2 separate regions of the Homo sapiens genome follow, and region 2 is linked to region 1. Evidence: read pairs that join two places in POLR2A ChIA-PET (ENCODE). Cell type or tissue: OCI-LY7. All regions are shown on one strand. Links, peaks and the distances in the headings refer to the core of each region. The heading gives the core; the rest is flanking DNA.

Region 1 (7,659 bases), core at 2,435-4,934:
TCCGCGCCCTCTTCCTCAGCCTCCGCCTCGGTCTCCCCCATGTCTTCTATCACCTGCTCGGACCTTCTCTCTCATCTCCTGAGCCTCCCTGCCCCAGTGCTTCTGGGGGAAGCAGCATCTCAGGTGTCTTCCCTTCTCCTAGCAAGGGACTCCACCAGGCCCTCTGCCCAGGATGTGGGACTCACACAGCCGCCCCACTCTCCTTGAGGTCAGGGGCAGAGCGCTGCCATCTCATTTGTGGGGGAGTAGTGTATGGGGAGTAGCGGGGTCTTGGGGGCCGCTGGGCTGGGTACAGTTGGGGCTGCTGAATGTAAGTTGTGCTTTTTGGCCTAGAAGTGCTGGGGTTCAGGCTGTGCAGAACCCGCTCCCCAGGATTGGCCCCCTTCCTCCAGGGAGTTCCTGCGGAGATGGTGGGACCTTCGGGGACTTGGAGGCCTGCGGGCAGGGGTGGCTGGAGGGGGAGTGACCTCCTCAGGGGGAAGGGGTGGAGCTGGAGCCTCCCCGCTCCCCATCCCTGGCCAGGACTCCAGTGCTGGGCATTGCTCTTGAAGGGGAAGCGCAGCTTGCATCGTGAGGGGTTACAAAGCGGGTTGGGGGCCTGTGCAGCACCCCCGCTCCAGCCCTCACAGCGCTGCAGTCCCTGCAGCTGTAGCTGCTCCTGCTTAAGCCAGCAAAGGTGACCTCGATGGAAGGCAGGGTCCTCCTCTATGAGCCGCGACACCCACTCCCAGCTTGACAGTGGTGGTGAGGGGGACCAGGCTGAGGGCATGTGGTCACTGGGGGCTGCCTCCTCTCATCCTTCAGGTGGGGCCCAGTGGAACTCACCACCTTCTTCATTCTCATCCTCATGATCCTGGGCCAGGGGGATGATCCTCTCCATGCAGACCATGCGGTCCTGCAGCGCCTGCAGCTCCCAGTCCTTGCTGCTGTTCTGCAGCTTCACCTGCTGCAGAATCCCCATGAGCTTGCAGATGTGGGCCTGGAGGTCCTCCACCTCCACCCCTCGGGTTCCCTCCTCGCTGCCACCACCACTGCCAGCTCCACCTCCTTCCTCCTCGCCCACGGTGTCCCAGAAATCCCGGGCCACAGCCCTCCAGGCATCTCTGGGGCCCTCTGGCTTGCCATAGGTGTGACACAACTCCCACACCTTGAGGGTGGCCAGGGCCTCAATCTCAGCCTGCCCGTGGTGGAAGTAAGCCAGGGCCAACTCATAGCAGATCTTCTTCACCTCCTGCATCTTCAGGTCAGGCATGGTGGCCCAGCGGGGGTCTTTGCCTTGCAGCCTTCGTCAATGGGGGATCTGATAAACTCTGCAAGGGGCGCTGCGCTTACCACCACCAACCACAGTGAGGCGAGCCGCTGGGCCGCAGGCTCTAGCCTCCAGCAGCTAGCCAAGGAGGAGCTCTTGCTGATGGCTGCCTCCTACCACTCTAACCATACTGCGGTCTCTGTGGCCATCTTCTTTGACTACAAGGGAATAAAACTAGATATCAATAAGAAGAGTAATTTTGGAAACCATACAATCACATGGAAGTTAAACAATACACTCCTGAATGAATGACTAGTGGGTCATTGAAGAAGATACTAAGATGGCAATTGAAAAATTTCTTGAAACAAATGGTAATGAAAACATAATATACCAAAACTTATGATACACAGAAAGCAGTAGAAAGGCAGAAATTTTTAGCTGTAAGTGCCTACCATCCAAACAGAAGAAAAACTTCACATAAACAATACATCTTAAATAACTAGTAAAGTAAGAACAAACTAAACCCAACATAAATAATAAAGATTGTAGCAGGAATAAAATTGAAATGAAAAAAATACACAAGATTAAACAAAAAGTTGGTTTTCTGGAAAGTTAAACAAAATTGACAAACTTTTAGTCAGGCTAACTAAGAAAAAAGAGAGAAGATTCAAATAAATAAAATCAAGAGACAAAAAAAGGAGACATTACAACTGATACTTCAGAAATTCAAAGGATCATAACTGGCTATTTCATAGGCCAATAAATTGGAAAGCCTAGTAGAAATTGACAAATTCCTAGATTCATGCAATCTACCTAGGTTGAACCATGAAAACATCCAAGACCTGAACAGATCGGTGGTAACAAGTAATCAGATTGAAGCCATCAGGAAAAGTCTCCCAGTAAAGAAAAACCCAGGAACCGATGGCTTCACTGCTGATGGCTTCACACCACACATTCACAGACCTAGTACCAATCCTACTCACACTACTTTAAAAAACAGGACAGAATACTTCCAAACTTACTCTATGAGGCCATTATTACCCCGATACCAAAATCAGACAAAGACATGAAAAAAGGAAACTACAGGCCAGTATCTCTAATATTGACACAAAAATCCTCAACAAAATACCAGCAAATCAAATTCAGCAATACATTAAAAAGATAATTCATCATGATTAAGTGGGATGTATCCCTGGGATGCAAGGGTCATTCAACACACAATCAGTGTGATACACCATATCAACCAAATAAAGGACAAAAACCATATGATCATGTCAATTGAAACTGAAAAAGCATTTGATAAAATTCAACATTGCTTCATGCTATAAATCATCAAAAAACCAGGTACAGAAGAAACATACCTCACTATAATAAAAACCACATGAGAGAGACCCACAGCTAGAATCACATGGAATGGGGATATATGGAAAGCCTTTCCTCTAAGATCTGGAACATGATAAGGATGCCCACTGTCACCACTGTTATTTAACATAGTACTGGAAATCCTAGCTAATGCAAAATCGTAGCTAAAGCACACCCAAACCTTCCCCTTCCCTGCACCGTGGGCATTGCAGCACCCCATAGCCCGCTCAACCCAAAACCCCCCACCTGCCCCCGCGGGCAGTGCAGCCCTGGATAGTACCCTTAACCCACCTCACTGCTGCCGGCAATACAGTCTGGGATAGCACCCCCAACCTGCTCCCTGCAAAGGGCAGTGCAACCCTGGATAGGGCCCCCAACCCACCCCCTGGTGCAGGCAGCACAGCCCCAGATAGCGCACCCAACCAGCCACCCAAGGCAGGCAGTGATGCCTGAGATAGGGCCCCAACCCACCCCAGGCTGCGGGCAGTGCGGCCCTGGATAGCGCACCTACCCCTTTGCCTTTCTCTGTTCTGGCAGACTGCAGTGTCTGTCCCTGTCACCAACCGCAGCAAGGCGAGCCAGCAAGGCAAGCCAGCGAGGCCAGCCATAGTCCCGCAAGCTCCAGCCTCCAGCATGCAGCAGAGGGCATCTCCTACTCCAAGCTGGGAATGCAGCAGCTATGGCGTGACCCCTTAACATGCTTTATATACCAAGTTTATAAACTACATGTTCTGATTGTAATGAAAGGAAAACAGCTAGGCCAACTCTGATTGGACTTTATCTTCTCGTTCTGATTGGTTATTCTAAGACTTGCTCTCATCCAATCAGAACATGAAAATAAAGTTCAATTAGAATAGGTCTAGCAGTTTTCTCTCATCCAATCCAGGAACCTCACTTGCATAACCTCAGTATATAATGCATGCTAAGGGGGAGTCCCGCCGTAGCAGGCTGTTCTTTGTCAACCTGTCCAGCCACTCAGTTTGCAGCTTAGAGAAGGTGGAAGTGGACTCCCCTGCCACACTCTGGAGGCTGGAGCCTGTGGCACCAGGGCTTGCATCTGCATGGTGTGTGACGGTGATGGAGATTGCAGAGCGTATGGAGTGGTAGGAGGCAGCTGGCAGCGAGAGCTACTTCCATGCCTGGCTAAAGGAAGAGAGGAAGGAGGCACCTACTGCAGGCTGGAGGCTAGAGCCTACGGGACTGCGGGTGGCCTCACTGACTCACCTCACTGGCTCGCCTAGCTGGGGTTGGTGGCAGCAATGCACACTGCAGCCGGCCAGAGTATAGAAAGGCAATGGGGTAAGTGCACTATCCGGGGCTACACTGCCCACGGCCGGGATCTGGTTGGGGTGTTATTCCAGGCAGCACCACTTTAGGTGTATTAGGGTGTTATCCTGGGCGTCACTACTTTAGGTGTGCTATCTGGGGCTGCACTGCCCACTGCGGGGGGCGGTGGGGGGGTGGTTGTCAGCACTATCCTGGGCTGTATTGCCGGCAGCAGTAGAGCTGGTTGGGGGCACTATGGGTGCTACACTTCCTGCAACAGGGAGCAGGTTGGGGCCACTATTGTGGTTACACTGGCAGCGGTGTAGGGGTGTGGGGACTGGTCGGTCGGGGCTCTGACTGATCCGGCTTCTTTGCCCACAGCGGGGTGGGGATGCTATCTGGGGCTGCACTGTCCATGGTGGGGGGCTTATTGGGGGCGCTATCTGGGGCTGCAAGGCCAATGGCAGGGCATAGGTTAGGGGCAGTATCGCATGCTACATGGCTGGTGGCGGGGGTGGGGATGGAGAGGTTGGGGGGTGCAGGGAGGTGCTTGGTGGGGGGTTTTCCAGCGCTATCAGGGCCAGACTGCCCATGATAGAGGGTGGGTTGGCTGCACTATTGGGCGATTCACTGCCCATGGCAAGGGGTAGTTTGGGGGTATCCTGCCAGTGGCAGGCGGGGTGGTGAGGTGGGTTGTGGGCACTGGAGGGGGACTGCACTGCAGTCAGTGGGGGTGAATTAGGGGCACTATCAGCGTTGCACTGCCTGTGGTGGGGGTTGAATTTGGTGCGCAGTTGGGGACTACACTGCCGGCAGTTGGGGACTACACTGCCGGCAGCGGCATATGGGATAGGGGCGCTATCAGGGGCTACGTTGCCTGTGGTGGGGTGCGGGTTGGGTGTGCTATCCAGGGCGTCATTCCCCGTGGCTGGGGGATGGTTGGTGGTGCCATCCACTATCTGGGGCTGCACTGCCTATCGCAGGGAGTGGGTTGGGGGCCTTAAGGATCTGTGGCTGCACTGTTCATGGCGGGGAGCAGGGGCGTCACTACCTGCAGCGGTGGGGGGTGGTGTTGTCTGGGGGTCCTATCCGTGGCTGCATGGCCCATGGGAGGGGGCAGGTTGGGGGAGTTATCTGGTGCTGCAACGTCCGAGGCGGGGATGGGTTGGAGGCACTGTTGGGTGCTAAACTGCAGTGGTGAAGGCCGGGTGTCAGGGGTGCTATCCTGGGGCCAACAGTGGGGTGGCGGGTTAGGGGTACTATCAGGGGCTGCCCTGCTGGTGGTGGCAGAGGTTGCAGCAACAGCAGTGGCCTCCAAGGAAGGAGCCTTCCTCCTCTCCCCGGACTCCAGACTCTCGAGGGTGACCTCCTCCTGCTCCTGCTCGAGCACAGGGAGTGCATAGCGTTTCCATGGGAATCCTGAACATGGCAGGGCCTCCATACCCGCTGTGGTTCTGATGGCCTGGGGCTGCTGCTCACCTCGCAATGGTTGGTGGTGGCTACGGAGACTGCAGTGCGCCAGAGTGGTAGGAGGACTGCTGGCTGCAGCCGTGGCAGGGTTGGGGCTGCGGCGGTGGCCAGGTGGTAGGAGCTTTGTAGCTCGGGCCAGTGCATTGAGGACAACAGTAGCGATGGTTGTACTGACATTAGTGCTGGTGGGGACAGCAGCAGCAAGTCTAGGGGCCGGGAAGGGGCAGTAAGAGCACTGCAGGGCCTGCCCGGCCAGGACTTGGGTGGGTAGGAAGCTTCGGGTGCCTCAGTGGAAGCGAGGGAGGAACAGCCAGGGCAAGGAAGAGTCCTCCCCCTTCTCCTGCAGTCTCTGGAGGGAGCCCTCCTCTGCATGAGCCAGGTGTGAGTGTCAGCATATTATCTCACTCTTTTTTTTTTTTTTTCTGAGATGGAGTCTCACTCTGTCACCTAGGCTGGAGTGCAGTGGTGTGATCTCAGCTCACTGCAACCTCCGCCTCCCAGGTTCAAACTATTCTCCTGCCTCAGCCCCCCCCCCCAAGTAGAGTAGCTGGGACTATGGGCACTAATTTTTGTATTTTTAATAGAGACGGGGTTTCGCCATGTTGGTCAGGCTGGTCTCAAACTCCTGACCTCAGGTGATCCGCCCCCCTCGGTATTATCTCACTATTAACAAAATTTAGGATGTGACTACTTGTATATCTTTTTGCTTTTTTTTTTGTTGTTGATATTGGACTTATTCAAATTTCACGAATCAGGGAGTGGAAAAAGGTGTCATAATAGGCCTTCTAATTCCCTCCCCTGTTCTTTTTCCTTCCTTCCAGTCTGTGTTTTCTTCTCGGTATCATCATCTTGTTCCTTCTCCTGTTTTCTTTTTCCCAAGCAATGGCCTTAACAAACAACAAACCATAACTGAGTTTTAAGGATAAACTACTTGTTAGTGTGTTGTATTTTAAAAATAATCTGTCCATAACTATGTTTTAGTGATGAGGAAAAAATTAGTTGCATAATTATTTAGTTACTTGAGTAGCTATGCTTTCATGATCCTGTTAATGTGTCCTGACTCCTCACTCACTGGGTGTCCTGGGAGCCCTGACTCCTAACTCACTGTGTGTCCTGAAGGGCCCTGGACATCCTTTTGTCCCTTGGGTCCAGCTGGGCCCTGACAAAGGAGTAAATGAGGTCATAGAGAGGTCAAGAGGTCACACATGGGATCAAGGTCACAGAAGCGTTCAGTCAGCTTCCTGGCTGGGGATCAGGGTCTCCCTGGGGGGTCTCTTTGCCCTGGAGAGACAGTTTCAAGCCCAGTGGGAGGGGGCAAAGGTCAGAGCTCATGGGGTCACCCACTGTGGCTCCTTTGGCTTTTCTTGGGCCCAAAGGTCCCTGTGAGATGAGGAACGGTCACTGCAGGGGAAGGACGGGACTCGGAGGAGTGCAGAGGCCAGGTCCTGAGTCCACAGGAGCCTTGGGTTACCACAGCAGGGGCAGGCATTGGAGTATTTGGGGACTTTGGAGCCCAGGAAGTATGGGGAGGAAGCATTGGAGGTGTGAGGACAAATGGGGACCCTGAGGTCTCAGCGTGTTATGCTGGAGGTCATGGGAGAAAACAGTAGGACTCGGGATTTATTGGAGGAACAGAGGGCGGTGCTCACGGAGACACCAGGATCCCTCCAGGACCAGTGGGGCTGGATGCTCCCGGAATACCCTAGGGAAGGTAGGGGGCTGGCTCAACTGGATCCTCCTCCCACCTCCTCCCCAGCCTCTGCTCCCTCCCTGACAGCTGAGTCTCAACCCCACCCCTCCCCACCCCCAATCTGAATCCCACCAGGCCCTCTACTCACCACTCACTCTCTGCCAAGGGCAGCCCTGAGGGCCAGGAAGGCCCCATCTCCCTTCTTTCCCTGCCTCCTTGGGGACCTGATCAGTCCAACGAGACCTGGGTACCCCTAGAGAAGGGAGCAGGTGGCCGGGGGATGCAGGAGGAGTCACACACATGGGGGAGAACGGCCAAGTTACAGAGAGGGACAGGGCACAGGGTCTCTGAGTGGCCCTCCCTGAGCAGGGACCCCATGGCCTGGTGCTGGGGGCCTGGAGCAGAGCAGGGGCCTCAGGGTCCCATAGGCTTCAGGGCTGAGGGTGATGGAGTGACACCTGGCTGTGTGTGTGTCACTCACCTTCTCTCTCTTGGCTCCAGGATCGCCCCTGAGGCCAGGAAGCCCTGGGGGTCCTGTGGGAAGTCCCTCTCTCCAGGCAGAGGTGAGACCAAGTTCTCCCCATCGCCTCCCACTTCCTCCAGGGCCTCAGCTCACTGCCCT
Region 2 (7,659 bases), core at 3,413-5,912, 87 kb before region 1:
CATTGAATAAATAGAAGAATAGAAAATACTCTGTGTGTGTGTGTGTGCGTATGTGTGTGTGTGTGTGTGTGTGTGTGTAGAGGACAGGAGAGAGGGAGAGAGAAGAAATTTGCCATACATCTTTCATGAATATATAGCTGATAGAAGAAAGCTGGTAAACACAGAATCTCATTAAGAATTTCCATTTCTGGGCCAGAGGTGGTGGCTTATGCCTGTAATCCTAGCACTTTGGATTGAATTAGTTCATGAATGAGTGAATTAGTTGAATTAGTACATGAATGAGTGACTACATGAACAAATGATATACATGAGGATGTATCCATGCAGAAATCTGAAATTTATATTTATTTTCCCCCTTAAATTGGGTCCCTTTCCTGGCAGAAAAGACTCGAATTTTGGTGCTGACTATAATATTTTCTTTTTAAGACACAGACAAGTAGAATGTGCGTATCTCATTTGAGTCTCATATTCGTCTTCAAGGTAAAAAAAAAAAATGTGCTTAGTAGTGGCGGCTGCCTTAGAAATGGAAATTCTCTTTTTCTTTTTTCTTTTTTTTAAATTAGACAAGTTCTCCCTCTGTCACCCAGGCTGGAGTCCAGTGATGGGATCTTGGCTCACTGCAGCCTCAACCTCCCACACGCAAGTGATCATCCCACCTCAGCCTCCCCAGTAGCTGGGATTACAGGCACACAGTACAACGCCAGGCTAATTAAAAAAAAATTTGGCCGGGCGCAGTGGCTCACGCCTGTAATCCCAACACTTTGGGAGGCCAAGGTGGGAGGATCACCTGAGGTCAGGAGTTTGAGACTAGCCTGGCCAACATGGTGAAACCCCACCTCTACTAAAAAATACAAAAATTAGCCAGGCATGGTGGCAGGCAGCTGTAATCCTAGCTACTCAGGAGGCTGAGGCAGGAGAATCACTTGAACTCAGGAGGCAGAGGTTGCAGTAAGCCAAGACTGCACCACTGCACTCCAGCCTGGGCAACAAGAGCGAGACTCCATCTCAAAAAAAACAAAAAAAAAATTTGGTAGAGATAGGGTCTCATTGTTCTCATTGTATTGCCCAGGCTGGTCTTGAACTCCTGGGCTCATGTGATCCTCCTGCCATGGCCTTCCAAAGTGCTGGGATTACAGACATGAGACATGAGCCACCTCACCCGGCACAGAAATGGAAATCCTTTTTTTTTTTTTTTTTTTTTTGAGATGGAGTTTCTTTCACTCTTGTTGCCCAGGCTGGAGTGCAATGGCGCGATCTCGGCTCACTGCAACCTTGCCTCCCGGGTTCAAGCAATTCTCCTGCATCAGCCTCCTGAGTAGCTCGGATTACAGGCATGCGCCATCATGCCTGGCTAATTTTGTATTTTTAGTAGAGACGGGGTTTCTCCATATTGGTCAGGCTGGTCTTGAACTCCCAACCTCAGGTGATCCGCCCACCTCGGCCTCCCAAAGTGCTGGGATTACAGGTGTGAGCCACCACGCCCGGCCTCACAGCAACGGAAATTCGTAATGAGATTCTGTATTCACCAGCTTTCTTCAATCAGCTATATATTTCTGAAAGATATGTGGCAAATTTCTGCTCTCTCTCTCCTGTCCTCCACACAGACACACACACACAGCATTTTCTATTTTTAAGTTCAGATCAGATTTTTAAAAGTTATGTTGCCTTGATGAAAATATGAGTGTTTTTGATAGCTGCCATGAATTCCATTTTATTTATTTATTTATTTATTTATTTAATTTATTTATTTAATTTTTTGAGACAGGGTCTCACTCTGTTGCCCAGGCTGGAGTGCAGTGGTGTGATCACAACTCACTGCAGCCTCAACCTCCTGGGCTCAAGCAATCCTCCTGCCTCAGCCTCCAGTGTAACTGGGACTACAGGCGTGTACCATGCCCGGCTAATATTTTTGAATTTTTGTAGAGACAGGGTCTCAGTTTGTTGCCCTAGCTGTTCTCAAACTCCTGGGTTCAAGCAACGCTCCTGCCTCGGCCTCCCAAAGTGCTGAGATTACAGGCATGAGCCACGATGCCCAGCCAAGAAGAAGTATTCTAAACAAAGAAGGATAAATTAAAAATGGTGAAGGAAGCCTGGGAGGGCTGAGCGCATTAACTGCCCCCTTTCTGCAGTTGCCAAAATGACCTGGAAAAGAAAGTGCAGGCATTAACACTTCCAAAAAAGGGTGTTTGTGTAATGAAGACACAAAGTTTTGAGATAAATCTCCTTGAGTCATGTTGGTCTTTGTTCCACTCACTTCATAATGTCAAGCGTGTTGATAAGTGGATCAAATGCAGCACAGTCTCACTGTGTTTTCTTCTCAAATGTTATCTAGTAACTTCGTAGCATTTTTGTATGCATCATCATACACATTTGTCCCAGGGGCAATTTTCTCCTTTTTTATCTGTAGTAAAACATACCAAAACTGGACGCAATAACATAACAAACCTTTTTAGGTCTGAAAACAACAACAACAACAAAAACCTTTGCAAATGGAACATAAGCTTTTGATTAAACAAAAAAAAAGCAGGTAAATATTTGCCTGAAAACAGTCATTTTAAAAGATTTTTTTATTTTGAGACAGAGCCACCCAGGATGGCGTGCAATGGTGCAATCTCTCTGCTCACTGCAAACTCTGTCTCCTGGGTTCAAGCGATTCTCCTGCCTCAGCCTCCTGAATAGCTGGGATTACAGGCACATGCCGTCATGTTTGGCTACTTTTTGTATTAATATTATTTTTTTCTTTTTTTGAAGTGGAGTCTTGCTCTGTCTCCCAGGCTGGGGTGCAGTGGCGCAATCTCGGCTCACTGTAGCCTTCGCCTCCCGGGTTCAAGCGATTCTCCTGCCTCAGCCTCCTGAGTAGCTGGGACTACAGGCGCCCGCCACCATGCCCGGCTAATTTTTGTATTTTTAGTAGAGATGGGGGTTTTGCCATGTTGGCCAGGCTAGTCTCGAACTCCTGATCTAAACTGATCCACCTGCCTCGGCCTCCCAAAGTACTGGGATTACAGGTGTGACCCACCGTGCCCGGCCTACTTTTTGATGTTTAATAGAGACGGGGTTTCACCGTGTTGGCCAGGCTGATCTCGAACTCCTGACCTCAAGTGATCTGCCAGCCTCGGCCTCCCAAAGTGCTGGGATTACAGGTATGAGCCACCGTGCCAGGACAAAGAATCCAGTTTTAAAATACGAGCGGGCAGAGCCGGGGACTGTGGTGCATTCCTGTGATCCCAAATACTGTGGAGGCTGAGGTAAGAGGATCCTTTGAGCCTAGCAGTTCAAGACCAGCCTGGGAAACATATGGCGACTCTGTCTCCAAAAACCCAAAATCAACCAAAACAAAACAAACAAAACAAAACAGGCAGGCAGGAGAATTTGTCAGTATATTTCCACCTCCATTTATATTCAATCCCAGGAACCTTCCTCATGCAGGCAGTGAGATTTGAGGCGTAAATTACCCTGAAAGTGGGAGTGGGGTTGGCATTTTTCTTAAGAACTGGGAACAAAGCATTTCTCCTTGGGTTAATGCTGACAAACGAAATAATGCAATTGAAAAAGAAATAAGGCCAGGCGCGGTGGCTCACGCCTGTAATCCCAGCACTTTGGGAGGCCGAGGCGGGCGGATCACAAGGTCAGGAGATCGAGACCATCCCGGCTAAAACGGTGAAACCCCGTCTCTACTAAAAATACAAAAAATTAGCCGGGCGTAGTGGCGGGCGCCTGTAGTCCCAGCTACTTGGGAGGCTGAGGCAGGAGAATGGCGTGAATCCGGGAGGCGGAGCTTGCAGTGAGCCGAGATCGCGCCACTGCACTCCAGCCTGGGCGACAGAGCGAGACTCCGTCTCAAAAAAAAAAAAAAAAAAAAAAAAAAAGAAAAAGAAATAATACGGATACGGCAGGGGGTATATGTACTTTCCCCTTAATTTTGCCGCGAACTTAAAAGTATAGAAAAAAAATAGACACGCTGCAGCACAGCCTGTGTCTCTCCTCCGCCCCGTAGACGGAAGTGCAGAGGGGCTGGAGGGACGAGGCTAGAGCGCGGCAAAGCAGGCGGGAGAACTAGATCCCAGTCCAGGTGAACATCCAGGCCCACGCGCACTCCCCTCCTGCAGAGGCAAAGGTGAGGGTGAGGGTTGTGCCAGAAGGTGACTTTTCCTGGAAACGTTTAGGGCCCGGGCCGCATTCCTGCGGGTCTTGGGTACAGGCAAGCTCCTGGTTTCCTTCCTCAGGACACCTGCATCGGGGGAGTGGCGCGGCAGCCGAAGAGAGAATGTCCAGGCCCAGCGGTGCGCAGCCTCCCCGGACCTACGGCTGCGGCGCCCCAGGGAGTGTGGCAAGCCCAGGGGCCCCCTGGACAGAAGAGACTAGCACGATCGCGGACCAGTGTGTCAGGGGCCACTCAGGAGAGGCCAGCAGAACTGGGCCAAAACAGGAACGTCCAGTCTCAGCATCCGCAGGGGCAGGACACAGCAGGGACTGAGGTGCAGGGACCTGCGAGGAAAAAGAGGAATTGACTGCATTTTATTTTATTTGTTGAGGCAGAGTCTCGCCCTGTCGCCCAGGCTGGAGTGCAGAGTGCATTGGCTCTATCTCTGCTCATGCAACCTCCACCTCCCGGTTTCAAGTGATTCTCATACCTCAGCCTCCAGAGTAGCTGCGATTACAGGCGTGCCCGGCTAATCTTTTTTTTTTTTTTTTTTTTGTAGACGGAGTTTCCCTTTTGTTGCTCAGGCTGGAGTGCAATGGCGTGATCTCAGCTCACTGCACCTCCGCCTCCCAGGTTCAAGCAATTCTCCTGCCTTAGCCACAAAAATACCCGGGATTACAGGCATGTGCCACCACACCCGGCTAATTTTGTATTTTTAGTAGAGATGGGGTTTCACCATGTTGGTCAAGCTGGTCTTGAACTCTTGACCTCAGGTGATCCTCCCACCTCGGCCTCCCAAAGTGCTGGGATTACAGGCGTGAACCACTGTGCCTGACCTAATTTTTGTATTTTTAGTAGAGATGAGGTTTCACTGTGTTTGCCAGACTGGTTTCGAACTCCTGGCCTCAAGCGATCCACCCACCTCAGCCTCCCAAAGTGCTGGGATCACAGGCGTAAACCATCTTGCAGGCCTGCATTGAGTGAATTTTAAACCTGAAATGTCTAAAAAATCACTAACACATCTTGAGTTGTCTGGAAGTAAGTAGGTTGAGTTTTCTGCTATCAGGCAGGAAGGGAGCTGAGAAAAGGAAGTTTGGTTGTGGGTAAATGAAGACAGTTACAGGTTGTACAACTGAGTGTGGATTACAAAATACCATCTGCTAGGCTAGCATCGTTAATTTCAACTCAAGTGTTGTGGAGAATTTCAGGTGCATGGGATTAGAGATACTGGAAATTCGGCTAGGCATGGTGGCTCACACCTGTAATCCCAGCACTTTGGGAGGCTGAGGTGGCCAATCAGGAGGTCAAGAGATCAAGACCAACCTGGCCAACATGGTGAAACCCCACCTCTACTAAACATACAAAAGATTAGCTGGGTGTGGTGACGCACACCTGTAGTCTCAGCTACTCAGGAGGCTGAGGCAGGAGAATCGCTTGAACCTGGGAGGTGGAGGTTGTAGTGAGCCGAGATCATGCCACTGCACTCCAGCCTGGTGACACAGCAAGACTCCGTCTCAAAAAAAAAAAAAAAAAAAAAGGCTGGGCGCGGTGGCTCATGCTTGTAATCCCAGCACTTTGGGAGGCCGAGGCAGGCGGATCACGAGGTCAGGAGATCGAGACCACGGTGAAACCCTGTCTCTACTGAAAATACAAAAAATAAAAAATTAGCGGGGCACGGTGGCGGGCGCCTGTAGTCCCAGCTACTCGGGAGGCTGAGGCAGGAGAGTGGCGTGAACCCAGAAGGCAGAGCTTGCAGTGAGCCGAGATCAAGCCACTGCACTCCAGCCTGAGCGACAGAGCAAGACTCCATCTCAAAAAAAAAAAAAAAGAAAGAAAAATACTGGAAATTCTCTTTTAGGACCAAGGCCTTGCAGGATAGGGTTTTTAACAGATGGAAGGTATCACCAATTGTTGAAGTACAATTTCGTAGTCTCCAGGATCTATGAATGTGGGATCCACAGGCATAGAATCCCCATAAGGAGTGGCTGAAGTGCAGAGCAAAGAAGAAATGTGAATCCCAAAAAAGTTTGCAAAGTTTTGAAAGCCAGAGTATACCATGTGAATTCTCAGGGAGTATCTGGTACTGTGTTACACTCAGAAGGAGGAGGAATGACCAGCACATTAACCCCTTCCTCAGTGGAAAATAATGACTTGGGAGGATTTTCCAGAGTAGAATAAAGGGCATCTCTGGTTATATAGTGGAAATAAATAAGTAGAAATAACCCTGCAGATTTTTTTTTATATCTATTGCTTAGCAAAGACTCCCAGAATTGTTCGTGGTTATGGGGCTGTGCACAGTGTTGGGGGATATTTAAATGCAGAGCATTTCTTGTAATCATCTATCTGACTTAGTTTAGTGAAAAGTTGTGGCGCTGGCTGACTCCAGTTATTGCATAAGTGACTCTGAGCAGTTTGGCTGGGTTGGGGAGTAGGAGGGTTGGCACTGATTTTCGGTTCCTAGAGTGCTCTGCACTCCTTGCTGCCTTCTTCAAGGCCTCTAGGCTGAGAAGAGTGCCTCGTAACCCCTAATGTGCTGATGCCCAAGACAAATCTCCTTGGGTCCAGCTGTATCAGTTTGCTGTGGCTGTGTAACAAAACACCACAGACTAAGCAGCTTAAAAACAGAAATGCACTTTCTTGCAATTCTGGAGGCTGAAAGTCCAACATCAAGGTGTCAGCAGGCTGGATAAAGATAATGTGGGAGGCCAGGCAGGGTGGTTCACAGGCGTGGTAGCTCATGTCTCCCAGCACTTTGGAAGGCCAAGGCAGGAGGATTACTTGAGCCCAGGAGTTCAAAACCAGCCTGGGCAACATAGCAAGACCTTGTCTCTAGAAAAAAATGAAAAAAATTAGCCAGGTGTGATGACATGTAGTCTCAGCCACTTGGGAAGCTGAGGCAGGAGGACCACTTGAATCTGGGAGGTGGTAGGTTGAGGCTTCATTGAGCCATCGTCTTGCTGCAGCACTCTAGCCTGGGTGACGCAGGAGACCTTGTCTCAAAAAAAAAAAAAAAAAAAAGGAAAAGAAAATGTGGTACATATATACCATGGAATACTAAACAGCCATAAAAAGAAGGAAATCATGTCCTTTGCAGCAACATGGATGCAGCTGGAGGCCATTATCCTAAGTAAATTAACGCAGGAACAGAAAAACAAATGCTGCATGTTCTCACTTATAAGTGGGAGCTAAATATTGGGTACTCACGGACACAAAGATAGGAACAACAGACACTGGGGATTCCAAAAGGAAGGAGGGTGGAGGGGGTCAAGTGTTGAAAAACTACCTATTAGGTATTATGTTTGCTGCTTGCGTTACAGGATCATTAGAAGCCCAAACATCAGCATCACACAGTATACCCTTTTAACAAACCTGCACATGTACCCTTTGCATCTAAAATTAAAAAAAAATGATTAGTCAGCAGGGTTGGTGTCTTCTGAGGCCTTTCTCCTTGGCTTGCAATGGCCACCTTCTCACTGGTCCTCACGTGGCCTTCCCACTGTGTGCATGCACTCCTG

What was found. Peaks named below come from ENCODE experiments on the same cell type or tissue, not always from the same donor. Only the 100,000 strongest peaks of a DNase experiment are listed, where the experiment ranks them.
Region 2: POLR2A ChIA-PET joins it to region 1 with 6 read pairs; 5 of 35 experiments call an interaction of 5 or more read pairs at or near these places.

Annotation. Positions count from the first base shown.
Region 1 is chr18:12,056,489-12,064,147 of GRCh38, forward strand. It overlaps the pseudogene LOC107985122. Among named protein-coding and RNA genes, the nearest start is that of ANKRD62, 34 kb to the right of the region's middle. RefSeq lists enhancers at 2,504-3,045, 3,046-3,585, 4,128-4,667. In OCI-LY7, for the core only: CTCF peaks have their summits at 3,873 and 4,074; DNase peaks (open chromatin) are centred at 3,493, 3,823 and 4,143; H3K4me3 peaks cover 2,034 bases; H3K27ac peaks cover 707 bases.
Region 2 is chr18:11,968,370-11,976,028 of GRCh38, forward strand. No RefSeq gene overlaps it. Among named protein-coding and RNA genes, the nearest start is that of IMPA2, 9.3 kb to the right of the region's middle. In OCI-LY7, for the core only: no CTCF peak of the experiment used is centred there; no DNase peak of the experiment used is centred there.